Regions from separate parts of the Homo sapiens genome. Here region 1 is linked to region 2. The links are chromatin loops, found by intact Hi-C in ENCODE. Cell type or tissue: endothelial cell of umbilical vein. All regions are shown on one strand. Links, peaks and the distances in the headings refer to the core of each region. The heading gives the core; the rest is flanking DNA.

Region 1 (9,243 bases), core at 1,917-4,416, 72 kb after region 2:
AGGAGAAATTGAAAAATCTTAAAAAATTTTGAGAAATTCTTATCTATAGAACTAAAACAAAAATTTTGGCACTCCAAACAAATGCTATAAATATGTGGTAGAGAAGAATACATGCAATCTCTCCAGGCATTATTGAATTTGATGGCCTTTACTTCAAGACTATTAGGCATTCATACAATCACATACAAGTTTTCACTTCAATAAACAGTATAATGAGGAATATTTTGCTAGATATCCAAACATAAGGGAAAAATACAGGGAATATATTTAACTTGGCCAAGCCTGGATAAAACAAGCCTTGCTGATTTGCAGAGAAATGTTAAACAGAAATAACTGGAACTGGAAGTTTGTCTCTCCTATGGTCTGAAAACAATGTATATACAGCAATCAGTCCCTAAATCTGTTTACTTTTCAATTTCTCCATAGACAGAACCACATAAAAAGTTCAAAATAATAAATCAGGCAGGAGAGCCCACACCATAAAAATCTCATTCTGATTATTTCTTATTTTGTGAGAAACCAAGACAAACCATTCAACTTTCTGTGTCCTGCCTTTCTTGTCAAGAAGTGGTTAACATCTACCTAGTAGGGATAATCCATAAAATGACAGATTGTACATAGCATCAACAAGGTCACTGCTGCATAAGCAAGTATTGCATGACAAAGTAAGATTTGGAAATGCTTGAAAATTTTGCAGTATATTTTATTATTTTAAAGAATACTAAGGAAAAATTTATTTCCAAGATTATCTGTTTTTGGTTGGTTTACAGTACATGCTTTTTAAATTATCTTTCATGCTCTCAAATACTTAATTTTAGTAGTTTAATTGCCTGAGGTCAGGAGTTCGAGACCAGCCTGACCAACAGGGAGAAGCCCCGTCTCTACTAAAAAACATACAAAATTAGCCAGGTGTGGTGGTGCATGCCTGTAATCCCAGCTACTTGGGAGGCTGAGGCAGGAGAATTGCTTGAACCCGGGAGGCGGAGGTTGCGGTGACCCTGAGATCACACCATTGCACTCCAGCCTGGACAATAAGAGCGAAACTCCGTCTCAAAAATAAATAAATAACAGCTATGATGCTTTTACAAAAATAATATTTTTAAACAAAACTGTATAATGATACTAAGAGATCCATATATGAAGGTTAGGAAAGCAATGACCAGGCCAGTCTCTGGTTGTATTCACCATCTCCTCATCCTGATCACTTTCCTTTCTTCCCTCTTTGCTTATGCTCACTTCCTTTTTTAAATTTTATTTTCTTCCTTAAAACTAGTCATCATGAAGTCATTAGGGAGCATTCAGTACATGTCAGGGGCATGCATTACATGACATCATAGTAGACCACACACAAACATACATTTTTTTTAAAGTAATACAGTAGATATAGCCTATGTATGAGATAAATTGATAAATATTATACAAAATTGAGCCAAATTTTTGTCACTAATCATTTATAAGTTTCTAGTCACCCAATACAATTGCTGGGATATTATACTTAGACAACCTAGGAATTTGATTCAGCTTTCTTTACATTAATAATTTACCCAAACCTTTTGCTCCTATTGGCCATCGGAAGGATAGTGACTGATAGCTAAGTAGGTAGAAAACCCCAAGCATTTATTCTACTGGCCAAAAGTTGAACAGACATGAGCATAATGCACTTAGCACTACTCCAATGGTTCTTCAGACTTCAACAGAGTCAAATCCGCCTCCTAACACTCCAGAAACTCATGATCTAGTTTGGAAGATATCTTCAAAGAAGCTGAACATAAATCAGACTACAGATAGTAACTGGGGTAGTGTTTTAATAATAGCTTAGTAATGTATGGAAAACACCAGGTCTAGCCCAGGGAAATGTATATGCATTTTACATTATCCTCACAAAAACTGCATGAACTAGGATCATTATTCCCATTTTAAAATTTAAAAACAAAAATATTTTAAAAGATGAAATAATACCCCAGTGTCACACAGTTGATAAGTAGCAGGGCCAAGATTTGAATTCAGATCTGATTCAAATTCTATGCTCTTCACCTCTCATGATATATCACATTAGTTCACTGAATCCTCACAACATAACTCTGAGAAATGTAAGGAAGGGGGAAGATTAATGCTTGCTAAGAAAGTATCATATCAGTAATTTTTAGAACATCTATTTCTCATTTAAACTTCAAAACAAAATAATCATACAAGGTAAGTGTTTTTATTTATATTACACAGATGAGAAACCTAAGGCTTTCATTCAGGTAAGAGATTAACTAAGTATAGTCAAAGCATAGGGTTCAGAAACCTACCTAGCTCACTCTATGCCCCTATGTCACGCAAAGCAAATCAGATGGTTAAATAGGTAGGCATTGTAAAAGGGGTTCAAAATAAACAAAAGTCAGATTGTGTGTGTGTGTGTGTGTGTGTGTGTGTGTGTGTTGGAATGGGGCTGCTTATAATTTAGGGTCTTAATACCAGGCAAATAAATGTCGTTAATCCCTTCTCCTGTCATAACATTCAAGTGGACATAACTCTACCATGCTCTAGGTCCTTAGAGTAGTGAATGTTGTTACTATACAGTAAAGTTCTTCAGGCCAGCCCAATCAAACATTTGTGCTGTTCTTGGCACATAAAGTGGCACGTATTATTCTAAAATTCCTTTTAATTTTGAGAGCTTTGTATTATGTTCAGCTACACTCAAGCTAAATAGCATAGGCCATCTCTGTCCTAAAACCCCATTAAAACTGTCCTTACTTTGTCTTCTTTTTTTACTTTCAGATTTCAAGCTTTATTTCAAGACTATAGTAATAAAAACAATATGGTATATGCCTAAAAACACAAAAAACAAACAGAATAGAGAGCTCAGATTACTTTGTCTTAGTTGTAACTCTTGCCACCAAAGAAATATGGATAAGATCTAAAGACAGACAATGATAAAATCATTCATCAAAAAAAAAAAAACTCAAGTATGACATCCCAGGTCATTTGGCTGTAATTAGGTGGTGAAGGTACTGAAAGTTCACTGGAAGGCAGGTTTTTAACTCAGTATTGAAAGGCCACCTACTGGTTAAAAAAGAAAAAAAAAAAAAAACTTGCATGGTAAAGATTAGTGGCCTTAGATTGGGAGTACTTAAGTATCTCCCAACACAATAATGTCAGTCTGCAGAGCTGGGACTGAAAGCCCAGTTAGTCTGATTCCAAAGTCTGTGCTCCTTCCTCTGTACCAGGCCTATTCCCCTTGCAAAATATCCACACTACTTTATGGACAATCTTTAAATTGAAGACCAATGTATACATTGAGCAAAATTTGATGGCTTTATATGGCTATAGACTTAGAAACGGAGGGAGCATGTTTTATCAAACCAATACTTTTATGTGTTATTTTTCAAGCTCAATTGAATGCAATAACTTACTTTTTCATTGTATGAGTAAAGAGTAAAAGTGCTCATTTCTTTGGTATTAGTGCAGAATTTCTTAGAATTCTTATATTTGAAGGCCATTATAACAATCTTTTTCTAAAGAATATTGAAAAGGAATGTAGACTAGATATTAAGGATATTTGGATTGATAGACAAAATCTGATATTATCTCCCTAATCCATTTACTTCACTGTGGCCACATTTATTAAAATTTGAGGCACATGTTCTATATGATTTTTATGGTGTTTTAAATTCCTGGTACCTTTATTTATTTTAGATGCATGCCTTTCTTTAAAGTAGAATGAAATCTTCTCAAATGTAACAGAACCCACTTAAGATAACACAAAGCTCTGTGTCTATTTGCCAAACAATACTGCCCCTGCTTCTTGCCCCACACCGCCACTGTGATATACCTCATTTAGACATATTATTTTATTAATTTTGGAATCTTATTAGTTTCAATATTATGGTCACTGCCTTCAAAGGCATGCACAGTCTAGAGCAGCACTGTCCAATAGAGCTTTCTGTGATAGTGGAAATGGTCTAAGTCTCTGATGACCAACATAGTAACTATTAGAGAAAAGTGGCTATTGAGCAATTAAATTTGGCTAGTACAGGTGAAGAACTGAATTCTTAATACTATTTCACTTTAATTTAAATTGAATAGCCACAGCACAGATATAATGGGTCAAATCAAACATAGAACCAAAAATGATAATTAAAAAGGGCAAAATTATTAATGCCATATAAACATATGATAACCTCTTGAGAGTAGAGATGGGTAATGAACTTTGATTATAAAATTCCAGAAAGGCTTCACAGAGAAGAAGGCAGCTGAAGGATGTAGAGATTCCAGGGGTTAGAGAATAGGAGAATGGCATTCCAATATGAGGAAGCCATATGCACAAAGGTACTTGGTTTATTCCTGAATAAGTAGAAGGGATCATGTCTTATGCATTTATCCCTTATACATTCATACTCACTGCCAAACCTCTGCATCCCTCTAATACTTTTCTTGCACATAATAGATCTCTAATGCATTTCTAGTGAATTGATTTTAAAAGCAAACAATAAACACATAATTTGTTTTAATATAGCAAATCATGTAGGAATCAAAAAGACAGCATTCTTGTATGTATTGTTGTAGCTTTCATAAACAAATGCTAAATAATTTTAAAGCAAAAAACAAGAAGGGAAAAAGACATTAGTGAATGGTAAACAGAGAGTCTTGCCAAGTTATAATGACATGGTGAGGGATGAGGAAAGGAGGTGCACAGACTATGTGGAAATATAAGTGTTTATTATTAATGTTTTAAGTTTCATTATATGATGTTCCAAGGAGAAATTTTGAAGTATCTGTGGAATGTCTAGTGTTCTCCTATCATGAGAAATAAAGGATTTTATGGAGTTTCAAAATTGTTTCTGCATTCAAAAGGATCTTAACATGTGCTATCAAACTTTCAACCATGTTTCAAAGTTGTAGGTTTCTTTTTTTTCCCTTGTTTCCCTCAAGAGGCATTATAATTATACTATCTTGGTGTTTTTGTTGTTTGTTTTGCTTTCTGTTTGTTTCTTTCTTTTTAATACCCGGCTGTGACAAAGTCTTATAAAATAATATAATACATTAAATGAATCCTACTAAGTAATAACAGGATTTTATGGTAATCAAAACATGATTTTATGGCAAAAGATAAATATTACAAAATACCACACCTGACAAAAGGACAATGCCAGAATCATCCCTACTTTAATTTCATGTTAAAAATATCCCACAAATGAGTGTCACTTATGTGACCTTTATATTTGTGGTATTTTAATCTATCTTGAAGGAGGAGAAAAAAATTCTTATCCCTTAGGAACCTACTTTTTTTCCTAATATTTTATAATATGATTTTTTTTCTTTATGGTAAAAATATATCTTGATTCTGACAGTTATTTTTATTTTGCTTCAAGTACAAAGAAAAAGAGTTTAATTCAAACAATAAAACCAAATTGTGTATTTTAAAATTTATTGCAGTTCTCTAACTTCTGTAGAATCCACCAGAATGTGCACTTCTTAAAGTCAAGGGTTTATCCTGCTCCACTGCTATTTTTCTACTGCCTAAAATAGTGCTTATGACTTATAATAAGTGCTCAATAAATATTCATTGATTAACTTAGTGACCAGAAGTATATAAACAACTTTTGTTGTGATTGTTGTTGAAACACTTGACTGGGGAGTCATCTGGTTTTAACAGATATTCGACCTCATTTTCAACCTTCAAAAAGGAGGTCTATATTTTAGCAAATGGCATGTAGTAACATGACAGTTATTAAGTAACAGACAGTAACATTAAGTAACAGACAGTTATCAAGAGAGTAAAGTCTACTTGCTAGGTGCATTTAGAAGTAGAGTGCTTTCCTAAACTACAGATCCAGTGTGCCTCAGGAAATCCTAAGTATCTGGGTACCCACCCTACCAAAGCTTTTACTCCCACCCCTACTTTGTTTTTCTGGCCTAACAGAGTTCTTGCCTCTGCATTCTTTCCTGGCTCTTGCCTTTGATAGCTAAGAGTACTGTCATCTGCAGCTTAACCACAGCAGGAATTGTGTCTAGCTCTTACTGGTGGGGTGGTCCAAGCTTACAAGATAGGAATAACATCATGTGTTTGTAATCTGTGCAGGTGCACCGGACCTTGCTCTTTAGAAAGACCCTGCTATTGGTTTACTGCTCTGTTGTCATTATCTCCAAACGCTTAATAATTTTTTGATCAAAGAATCCCACATTTCATTTTGCAGTGGGCCCTGCAAATTAGGTAGCTGATTCTGCCACAATCTCTGTGCAGCTGACTAATGTATAGCCTAGGGTCTTAAGGGCTTAGGATCAACATTTACAACTTCCTTGAGTACCTGAAGTAAAATAGGTCATTTCCCTAAGTTTCCTTAACTGAAAAAGAGAAATAGTACCTGTTCCTCTGTACTTCACGGGTATAAAAAGGGAAGAGCTTTGACCCCTTGCAAAGAAAAAAAAAGGTAAGCATCCATTACTTCTTAGTATTTCCTCAGCTTTCATGCTTCACTAAAATGACAGTGGAGGATAAAATATTTATTTCATGTTTCAGAAAGTACTATACTGAAAATGTTTCTTAAATAAATACAGTGCTTTTTCCTCCTCCTTTCCCCCAACTTTCTCATCTTGTAATACCAGCTGTGAACACTGGCTAATATAAAAAAGTTCCCTGCAGAAAAACTGAGATAAAAATTATGTGAAAAAGTATTTGGTCTATCTCCAAAACTGGGGAAAAAATAAACTCGCAGTTTGGAAGTTTAAGAAAATCCATTAATATATACAACTTACAGCATAAATGACTTCATGTACATAAAAATGTTCTGTATATACTATATGTATATAAGCAGACATATATACATACAAGCTATAGAAATGTAAGGCATCGTTAATGGGGTAAATATCACATGACCTCAATCCCTACTGCCAACTGGCTTACAGCATAAAATATCAACAAATGTGAATAAACCATAAGATCTTAGTCCATAATTACTATAGAGAAATACTACTTTTTACATAAAATTTAAAAATCCAATGAATAAAAAGTTGGAAGTTGGCAAACAAAATTGGAAGTTGGCAAACAAAAGATATAAAGTTAAAAAAACTTTATATCTTAAAGATCATAGTTATATAGGACATTGTATTTATTAACATATTGAAAATATGTAAATATTATGGAGGAGAAGAATTTGGATTCCATCTAAGAGAGATCTAATTATTCAATAATATTTTTCACCCCATATATTTAAGTGAAAAATTGAAGAACTAAAAAGTGAAATAAAACAAATCAGGAGAGCTGGGTCTGAGCATGCTGGATCATGCCTGTAAACCCAGCACTTAGGGGCTGAGCTGGGAGGATTACTTGAGGCCAGACTTTTGAGACCAGCCTGAGCAACACAGAAAGACCATGTCTCAAAAAATAAAATAAAATAAAATAAAATAAGAGGCATGGGTTTTCTTTTCTTTCAGATTTTTTAGCCACAGAAATGCATAAAGACCCCGAACAAAAATGTGCCAGTCTACAATATAATCAAAATAGTTAAGATTTAAAAGCTAATTCCTTTGGCGTGGGAATCAATATACTAGTTGCCATAATAACTAATTACCTAGATAAGACTAAATATAAATGATAGTTACAAAATGACAGTCCAAGTTATAGTTAAACAAATTTAGAGATTATCCTTTATTGTCATCTGTAATGCCTTGATACTTGAGGAAAATTGGAAGAGCCTAGAAGGACAACACATTCCTAGCTTAAACTAATTAATGCAATTCAGCTTCATCCAGTAAATACTGAGTGAGTGATATGTGAAAGGGATTCCCTGCATAAAGATGGGAAATAAACACTCCTATCCCCAGAACCACTATAGTTTACCTAGAATATGGCACAATGTTCTATTTTATTTTTCTTTTTTGGGTTGGAACTCGCAGATACATAAGGAGGTTAGGGAGAAGAGAACTCAGTGTTGCCCTGTCACAATGAAAAGCAACACCAGGAGGAACTCAGCCAGAGCCCACAGAGGGAGCATTTAGACCCAGTACTAGCCAAAAAGGAATTGCCCATTCTAGCAGTCAAAACCTAAGTCTCAGCAAGCCTTGCCATTTTGGGCTAAAGTGCTCTGGGATTGTAAATAAACTTGAAAGGCAGTCTAGGTTTAAAGGACTGAAATTCCCTGCAAGTCCTGGTGCTGTGCAGGGCTCACAGCCAGTGATGTGGGTGGCACACGCCCCAGTGAGACACTAGCCAGAGCAGCCAAGAGAGTGCTTGCACCACCTCTCTACCAAGCTCAGGCAACACAGCTCACAGTTCTGGGAGAGACCTCTTCCTTCTGCTTGAAGAGAGGAGAGGGATGAATAAAGAGGACTTTGTCCTGCCTCTGGGATGCCAGCTCAGCCACAGTAGGATAGGGCCCTGGGCAGAGGCCTGAGGCCCTGATTCCAGGCACTAACTGTCAAATGACATTTCTAGACACACCCTGGGCAAGCAAGAAACTTGCTGCCTTGAAGAGAAGGACCCAGTCCTGGCAAGATTAATCATCTTCTGACTAAAGAGCCATTGGCCCTTGAATAACCAGCAGTGGTACCCACGCAGTACTCGCCATGGGCCTTGGGTGAGACTGAGAGATGTACTGGCTTTAGGTGTGACCCAGCAAATTCCCAACTGTGGTTGTTATGGAGAGGGACTCCTTCTGCGTAAGAAAAGGAAAGGGAAGAGTGAATGGGACTTTGTCTTGCAGGTTACATACCAATTCAGCCACAGTGGGGTAGAGCACCAAGCAAGGTTCCCTGATTCCAGGCACTGGCTCTCAGATGACATTTCTTGACACTCCCTGGGCCAGAGGGGAATGCATTATCCTGAAGTAAAAGTCCCAAGCCTGGAAGCATTCACTACAAGCTGACTGAGGAGTCCTTGGGCCTTGAATGAACATAGGCAGTAGCTACGCAGTACCTCACTGTGGGCCTGAGGTGGGTTATATTGGTTGCAAGCCTCATTGTAACCACAAATCAGAAAACATACAACAGATACATAAAAAATAGAAAAAGAAGAAATTAAAACATAACCCCAGAGAAAATCACCTTCACCAAAAGGAAGACAGGATGGAAGGAAAGAAGAAAGAGAAGACCACAAAACAATCAGAAAGCAAATAAGAAAATGGTACAAGAAAGGCCATACTTATCAGCAATAACATAGAATGTCAATGAAATAAACTGTCCAATCAAAAGACTTACAGTGGTTGAATGGAGAAACAAAAAGACCCAATGATCTGCTGGTTACAAGAAACACACTTCACC
Region 2 (9,243 bases), core at 2,653-5,152:
CAAGGTTGCAGTGAGTCTAGATCATGTCACTGCACTCTGGCCTGAGCAACAGAGCAATACTCTGTCTCTAAAAAATAAACATAAACATAAACATAAAAAATAAAATAGGCTGTGATAAGCTAATGATGTATACTGTAAACTTAGAACAATGTTTCTTTAATTTTGGCTTCATCAGAATCATTTTAGAGACTTCATAGAACACAAATAGCTAGGTCTCCCCATCCCTAGTTTCTGATTTGGCAGATCTTGGATAGGGCTCAAGAATTTGCTTTTCTAACAAGATTCCAATTGATGCTGGTCCAAGGAATCCAGTTCAGGAACCAACAACCTAAAGCAATTACTAAAAAGAAAAAAAAAAAAAAATACAGAGGCATGGCTAACATTAGAGAAAAAAGTGGAATTATAAAAAAAAATTCAACCCAAATCAAGGTAAAAAAAGAAAATAAAACAAAGAAAGAACAAATAGATAAGTACAAAGCAATGGTGAACTGCTAGATTTAAAGCCAACTGTATTTTCATTAAATTAAATGTAAATGATTTAAACACTGAAAATAAAAAGCTTCAACATAAAGCAAACACTGATGGAACTGTAAAGACAGATAAATTCATAATTATAGTTAATTATTTCAATACTCTGAGTAATTAATACAAGCAGACAGAAATTCAGTAAGCATATTGAAAACTTGAACATCACTATCAACCTATTGGAACTAATTGGCATTTGTAGAATGTTCTATCTAACAATAATGGAATACAAATTCTTTTTAAGTGCATATGGAACATTCACCAAGATTGAACATATCCTGGGCAATAAAACAGGTGTCAATACATTTTAAGGGATTAGAATCACAAGGAGTTCATTTTTAGATCAAATCCCAATTGAACTAGAAATTAAGAACAAAAAGATATCTGGAAAATTTCCTCATTTTTGGAAATTAGACAACATTTTAAAATAACCCATGGGTCAAAGAAAAAACATAAAAAATAAAAAATATTTGAACGAGATGAAAATGAAAACAAATCAAAATGTATAAGTTTTAGCAAAAGTGGTGTTTAGAGGAAAATGTATAGCATTAAACACTTTTATTAAGAAAAACAGTCTGAAATCAATGACCTATGTTTCCATTTTAAGAAACTAGTAAAAATTAAAAAAAGCTAATTAAACCCAAAGTGAGCAAAAGAAATAAAAATATATGAAAATAAATGATGTTATACTTAATAAAATTTAAATTACTATTGAAACATAATGTAGCTTCCATTAAAATGAAAAGAGAATTGAGTCATTTTATTTCTTTGTATAAACTTTCTGTCAACGCCATATGATGGCAATAAGATACCATTATTTTCTTGCTTGGCTTTGACAGGGCAATTATAGAGTTAGTTTGGCAAGTCTTTCAGATTTCCTAAAGGCCCTTGTTAAATACTTGATAATAAAATCAAGTATTAATTATAAAATAAATAATAATAAAAATCATTATTTTTAAATCACACAGGATGTTATGATTTTTGTGTTTCTTTAACATTTTCTTTTGCAATTATTAACTAGCTTAACTCTCTGATATCCTCTCCGTGTGTGTGCGATTTGAGGATTCCCTAATGTCACTCTCACTAACTTAATGAAATCTTACTTTTTTTTTTTTCTTTTTCGAATTCTACAAGGAATCTTTGCAATTCATTTGTACTAAATTTGCATTAGAATGCTGCAATCCAACAATTATCTGGAGACCTGTCTACTAGACCTTTGATGGAATGAGTGGAGGTAGATTCGGGTACTAAGAAAATGTGGTTTGGGGGTAGACATTAGAAACTAGTTCTATAAATGTTCATACTTGCTTTTTCATGTAGATTTGTAAACGCAGGATCTTACATAATGAGAACTTAATCACCCCGGAGAGCTTATTCACTCGTTGTATTACAGATCCAGGAGAAGTCACTTGACTCAGGGTCACAGGAGTAAATGTGAGAGACTAAACCTAGTTATTCTTAAATTGTATTGTTTGAAAACACTACAAGGCAGTAAAATAAAGATATAATCTCAAAGATTTCACCCAATCCCAGAGTAGTAATTCTCTACTCAAAAAGCCAAACAAAGTTCAAATTTTCTTTCTCTCTTTGCATCATGAATAAACTTCACAGCTCAAAACAGGATATACATTTTAATTACAAACAATAGGAAACCAAGTTTGGGTTAGATATAATAAATAATTTTCTAATAGTTTATTAAATACTAAATGGTTTACAATGTAATATTTAGAATATCTCTATTTCAAAATAATTAGTTATTAATTCTTTTAGTGTTACAGTTAACATTCTGCTACAGCATTCATAGTAAACATGGGAATTTCTTGCAGCACCTCCCTACCTCCCATCTAAGGGGAACATGGTAAAATAAGATTGCCACTCTTTATCTGTGACAAGCTGACTATGCCCTGCTGTAAAGCACAATGAACTTGCAGTCAGGAGACTTGTGTTCATATCTGCATTCTGGCTCATTAACCATGGCTTTTGATAAATCATTATATTTTGAGGTCCTAGCTTCTTCATTTGTAAAATAAAAATGAAGGCAGGTTGACTCCCAAAGCTCCTTCACTTTCCATGATCATATAATACCATCATATAATTCAATTTCTGAATTTAAAAAAAGCAACAAAAGAAAGGAATGACTGTCACACACATGTGGAAAGTAAATTAATTCTGACTTTTAGTTTTTGTAGAGCAGTACCTAAATGTGTATACCTGTTGAGCCAGCAATTCCAACTCAAAGATCTTAATCTACTGCAATACTCTCACATGAGAAAGTATGTACAAAGATAATTACCACAGCACTATTTTTAACTGTAAAGAAATATAAGTTATCTAAATATAAAGAATTAGGGTAGTAGGAGTCATGTTATTCATACTCTAGAATACTTTGAGGTACAATTATACAGAAATTGTCCATGATCAAAAGAAGCACATCATTAAAAAGTTAGCTCGTTCTTCCTAGCAAAGCCAAGAAAAAAATAAAACAACAAAAACAACAAAGTAAGCTGAAGAATTACTTGTCATAGATTCAATTTTTGTTAAAAAACTAAGGTTTTGATTTTAAATATATATCACACACACACACATACAAACATATGTTTACATATACTTTCATAAGTACACATACACACTCTCACACAAACTTACAAAAGCTTCTGTAAGAATACATAACGAAGAGTTACCAGTCATTACCTCTGGGCCAGAAGGGTTTAATGCAATTTAAATTTGTATTCTACATAGTATACTAACCTAATGCCTACTGGTTTAATAAGTAATCACTTTCTGAAAGATAAAAACTGTTGCCCAACCCATGATATTTTAAAATCTTAACTTATATGCCTGTCTTCCCTACTGTTATCTCTATATGTTTTCAGCAATTTGTGTGCATGAGGTTAATCAAAATGCTACATTGTAAATGAAACCATCCATTTACACAGTGCCTTTGTCCAGTTAATGAGACCTGAAGAATGTTGATCCATTCTTTTCCTAAGTATGCTACATAAAAATCCTTCAGAAAATGTAAACACATTTCAGGCACCTGCCTGAGAACCAATACACAAAGTCAAAGTGTTGTACAAAATGTCAACAGCAGATGGTGCACATTTGCTCTTCTTAAACCAGTTTTCCATTGTTTCCAGAAAAAGAACAAACTACCAAATATATACACACACACACAAATCGCTCTAAAACACAAACAGCCTAACAAATGAGACTTCTTGAGAACTAACTGTAGGAACCAACAGCCTCAATCTATTTCCCTGTAAATAATCTGCTCTTTAGGGATTTGGTTTCTGAATTCAGCCAAAGAACTATCAGTTTTCAGCAATATACAGTGAAAATCAACAAAAAAATTCTTGTCAGAAGTCAGTAAATGGCACTAAAGAGGAACATGTCTGCAATGCATAGCAAGAGACAGATGAGTATGACAAGATTATCACATCTAAGATGGGTGATACTGGAGAAAGATGGGAAAGGAAGATAGCCAAAAGTGGGTTGAAATCATTTTTTTCTAAATTTCAACTCTGAATATTACAAAAAAGTTCTGCTTTGTAAATCATGCTTACATCTTCATCCCAAAACTACTTCATCAAGGGAAGGGTAATACTACAAAAGTGTTTTAAACATGACTGTAATCTGAATCACATGGGTAACGTTATTCCTTCATAAATTTTGCTTCCCAGCCTCCATTCTGTAACTTCTAAAACAAAATCTTTGAAGGTAGAGATAGGGATCATCTTGAATCAGTGATTTCTTCAATAAATAATATTCATCCATGATTTCCTAAATTGGATTTTTTAAAAAATATCCATTTAATAAGCTGGCCTGTACATTTATAATCAAATATCCTTTTGATGTTTATAAAAATATATTTTAAAAATTATGAAGTGTTCAACTATATAAAGTAATTGAAATGATAACTCAAGCCAGAAGTAAAAATTAACACTAGAGTCTTATGATTACAGGCAATTTTAAAATGAAATATTTAATTTATGTTCATTCTTTTTGCAGAAGTATGATTAGGATTAGGTTAGCAATAAAAATATGATTAGTTCAAATGTAAAAATAAATTGAATTTTAATAAAATTATATGGGTTAATGGGACAGAAATACAACTTAAATGAAAGAAAAAGAATGATGTAAAACATCCAACTGCTAAAAGAAGAGTTTATGTATTTTTGTAATAAATGACAGTATCATCTAGCTGTATTTATATTCCAGTGGATATGTTTAAAGAAATTATGTTAATTACAAAATGTCAATATCTGCAATATGTTAGAAATCACATCTTTTACAACTGTGTAAACTTATGATGAAACTATTTAGATGTAAACCTAAAAATACGTGAGTGGTTATATAGTTTTCAAAATCTTCTTAGAATTCTTATAGATCAGTGCTCTGCACTATGATAAATTTACAAAAGACAAATGGGCTGGCTGGTCTGTGCCCTGAAATGGAAGCTTTCCTTCTTAGTAATTTCTTCAGATCATAGACACGTAGTCCATAAGAACAAGATTCTTTATAAAATTATAGTTTCTAAATAATATTTTTGGAAATATTCTAGGTTTAAAGACTGCATATTACAATGCAGAGAGTTTTTTGAAAAACAAACAAAAAACATTCATTCTGGTAAAAAAAGGTACAAAAAATGTGATTTTTAAATGAATTCATTGTTAGAACTAATTGTAAAATTCTTTGTTTGGAAACATGATTTTGAAAACTTTTCCTAGGATCACCTGATATATGCTGTGGGAGCGAATACCCATTTTTAATATAGGCCTATACAAATTTATAATCAGATAGGAGAGTTTAGCTCATAAATACACTGTAGACTATTTCTAAGCCAAACTTTAATTATTTGGAATTACAAAAATGTAGGACGATACCTGCCTTACTTCTTCCTTTGATAGTGAAAGAGTGTTTCAGTGAATTTGTCATTGGTAAACTCATTGCCAATTCATTTTCAAACTTCATGTAATTATTTGAAAATATTTTAATTATTTTATTAGCCACATATCAAATTTTTGAGGTATAGTACTTACCCTCTGTTATATTTTGCTATTTCATCAAACAAAAGTTTCCACCGAGGACGTCCTATAAACAGTCTTGAATTCAGTGCATGATATTTTTCTCCAATTATCTTCTGCCAAAAAGAAAGCACTACATTATTCGATATTTAGTTAAGTAAACCAGTTCTCTAACATCATTTCTGCTGGTGCTGCGGCTTCCCACCAAATTGCTGTGATATAAAGAATGTAAGTATCAAATGGCAACCTATCACGTACAATTATTTCAAAATATCATTTCCTTTCTTCTTTCTTTTAAAATTCATTATCTCCTTGAATTCCATTTGTTTGTTTTTAAACAAACAAACAAAATCTATTCTGGTAAAAAGGTAGAAAAATTTGATTTTTAAATGAATCAATTGTTAGAACTAATCTCCTTGAATGCCATTCTGACAAATGGCTAATTTTCTTAGACTTCAGTTAGTTGTTTCATCTTTAAAGAACTGCAGTGTAAGACAAAGAATGAATTCTAATTGGTCAATCTCAAAAAGGCTCAGCACATAGACTTCAACATTGAAGTATTTTGGCACCACAAATACAGTTGTCATATTTGGCTCATTATATAAGTAAAATACTACAAATTGTCATCGTAAATTTGGGGAAATAATCCTAGACAAGACAGCTCAAGACAGCAAAACTCCAAAATTGGGTCTATCAACAAATGGCTGTGAACAGGCTCCTGTTTGCAATTAACAGAGCATTAGATCTAAATCAATGTGAAGAGTCAGAGTGAACTGCGGAGAAAGGAGGAAGTATCTGAGTCCCAGGCAGGCAAACTGAGAACCAGATGCAAATTATGCTTCATACCTTAATTATCGCAATACCAGGAGGAAAAGTGATATTGACTTACTTCGTGAGACTGGTAAAATGAAATACTATTTACATACCAAGTAGGGTAGAAATACGACTGGAAAACTTAGAGTTAGATTAGTTTTGAGGTAACTGAAAACATTCAAATGTTGTATTCCAAGTATTGTGAAAATGTATGACAAAAAGTACTAAAATAAAATTTGTGAATGCATTCATGCCTAGATTTATACACCAGTCCAGCTCTTCAATGTTGTCTTCAAATATTAGTTTCATCACTTGCAAAATGGGAATAACATTTACTGCTTGACTCTGTTTTAATTACATAAACTAATATATGTGAAATTATTAGCATAGTTCCTAGAACAGTAAATAAATAATGCATGATGGCTATCATTATTTTTTAGTTTTCTTTGTCTAGAAATAAGCTTAACTGTATACGAACTCATCTTCTCTCTCCACATAAAACATTCCCTCAATAAAAAGAAATCATAAGGCTGTTCATGTGTAGTCTGAATTTTAGAAGAACTTGAGGCGATAGTGAAGAGGGGAGGGGCAGACTCAAAAGCTCCCTGTGAGAAGGACAAATGGAAGGCATAATGTGGTTGACTTCAAGGACAAGCTATGACTTTCCTGGACATATTCCAAAGGAGGCTTTCCTCTAGGAAACTTCTGTTCGAACCACCTGCAGGAATTTTCTTCCACCACAGCTCCTACAGTAAATCTATTATCAAGAGGCTTGTTTAATTTACGATAACATCAACCACATACCTGTATCCCATCTGTTTGACTGAGGTACAGCTGGATGTTGACATAGTCAGGTCTGTTCTCTTGCCAAAACTGAGAGGACAGAAAAAGGAATAGACTTATTACAATTCTGTGGGTATACTCAGATTTTCTCCTATTCTAACATACTTGATTCTAGAATTTAACACAACCTAGCTTATCATAGTCAATATCTATAAGAAAATGAATACACACACACATACATACACAGAAATATATATAACAGATTCTAACGTTAATAATCTGGCCTCTTGGTATTAATTAGTTCTGATGGTGGTAGTGGTAGGGAATAATTTTCTGTTATCTTTATAGATACAAAATTTAGCATGCTGAATGCTGTACAAATATTAGTCCTTCTGAAATACTCCTTATTTTATTCCTTAAGAGTCTCAAAATTGTACCAGTTTACTCATCAAGAACATGATTTTCTTGAGAAAAAAAGACAATAGTGATTTAATTTATGCATGCTAGCAAATATAAAACAAAACAAATAGACACTTTTTCCTGTTCCTTCCTTCCGCTTATTCAATAATGGGCTCTGGTTTCTCTTGTACAAAAATGCACGAGGCAAAAATATACCTGCAAAAATAAATAGTCTAGAAAAAAATATGGAACAACAACCCCTCACTTCCCCCTCCCCGAAGGCTTTGGCAACCTGAGAGGATTTTACTGTATCTGAATTGTTTGAAATATTTTTAGCAAGGATGCATATGTAGAGACTATTCTACTTCCTGCCTCTGCAAATGAAACTACTCTAGGGACCTCCTATAAGTGACAGCATAATATATTTTTGCTTTCGTGTCTGGCATATTTATTTAGCATTATATCTTCAAAGTTCATCCATGTACTATGTGTCATAATTTCCTTCCTTTTTAAGGCTGAATAGTTATGCATTGTATGTGTATATCATAATTTGTTCATTCAACTATTGATGAATATTTGGGTTGTTTCCATCCTTTGGCTATTGTGAATAATGCTTCTATGGGCATTGGCATACAAATATCTGTCCAATTGCCTGCTTTTAATTCTTCTAGGTACATACCTAGAACCAATGTTTTCATTTATTTTTATTTACTTATTTTGCATAAAGTCTGGAGGACTTACGTAATCCACCTCTTCCCAGAAAAGCACAGACACTACCTCTCTAATTGCCTGTCCTACTATTCTTTCTCTTGCTTACTCTGCTTCATCCACACAGATCTCCTTTCTCTTCTTTCAGGACACCAAGCATACTGCTGCCTCAGAGCCCTTGCCTATGAAGTTAGGTTTCTCTACCTTGATTTTTTTTCTCCAAAATATGTGTCTAGTCTGCTCATTCACTTCAGTCAAGTCTGCTCAAATGGCATTATAGCATTTTGTTTGATGGTTGTTCTTGAACATGCAATATAAATTAACACACTCTCTACTGTTTACGCTGCTTTACTCCTACTTTCCCTTCCTTCTTTGTCCTAACCTGAATCTCAGAACCTGATGCTGGATGTATTTATTGGTTGTTGTCTATCTTGCCCCCTTAGAATGTAAACCACATGAGATCAGAAACTTGGTTTTATTTTGCCACCTGATGAGTTTTCAGATCCTAGAATAGTTTCAGATTGATAGTAAGCAGTTAATAAATATACACTGAATGATAGAATGACTGACTGAATGAGTGAATGCATGCACAAAGAGGTATATATAATGATATCCATTTCAGCATTCTTTGTAATAAAAAAGTATCTAACATTAGAGAATTGTTCAGTAAACTAGATAAATCTATACAATGAAATACTCTAAAAGAATCTGGTGGGTCTATCATCTCTAACTGTTGGCACAGGGAAAAACAGTGAAGTAGTTCTAGATGCACTAATACCAAAAAATAGTCAAGACACAGTAATCAATTAATAAAGGAATTTGCATAAACAATATAAATAGTATGATATAATTTATAGAACACTTAAGAGTTACCTCTGTTTACATAGATTAGGTAGGGAAGGTAGTAAGAGAGGATTTTACTTTATCAGAATTGTTTGAAATATTTGTAGCAAGGATACATATGTGTATCACTTGTATAGTGTGAATAAAG

What was found. Peaks named below come from ENCODE experiments on the same cell type or tissue, not always from the same donor. Only the 100,000 strongest peaks of a DNase experiment are listed, where the experiment ranks them.
Region 1: it touches region 2 in a loop (10-fold over the local background); 10 of 110 quality-filtered maps call a loop at or near these places.

Annotation. Positions count from the first base shown.
Region 1 is chr11:89,402,692-89,411,934 of GRCh38, forward strand. The region is part of intron 8 of NOX4 (NADPH oxidase 4); the gene reads right to left. Among named protein-coding and RNA genes, the nearest start is that of NOX4, 84 kb to the right of the region's middle. In endothelial cell of umbilical vein, for the core only: no CTCF peak of the experiment used is centred there; a DNase peak (open chromatin) is centred at 3,050.
Region 2 is chr11:89,330,281-89,339,523 of GRCh38, forward strand. NOX4 (NADPH oxidase 4) reads right to left here. Exons shown (of 18, transcript NM_016931.5): 16 at 7,167-7,235; 17 at 5,565-5,665. Among named protein-coding and RNA genes, the nearest start is that of NOX4, 160 kb to the right of the region's middle. In endothelial cell of umbilical vein, for the core only: a CTCF peak has its summit at 3,614 (motif pointing right); a DNase peak (open chromatin) is centred at 3,621; H3K27ac peaks cover 511 bases.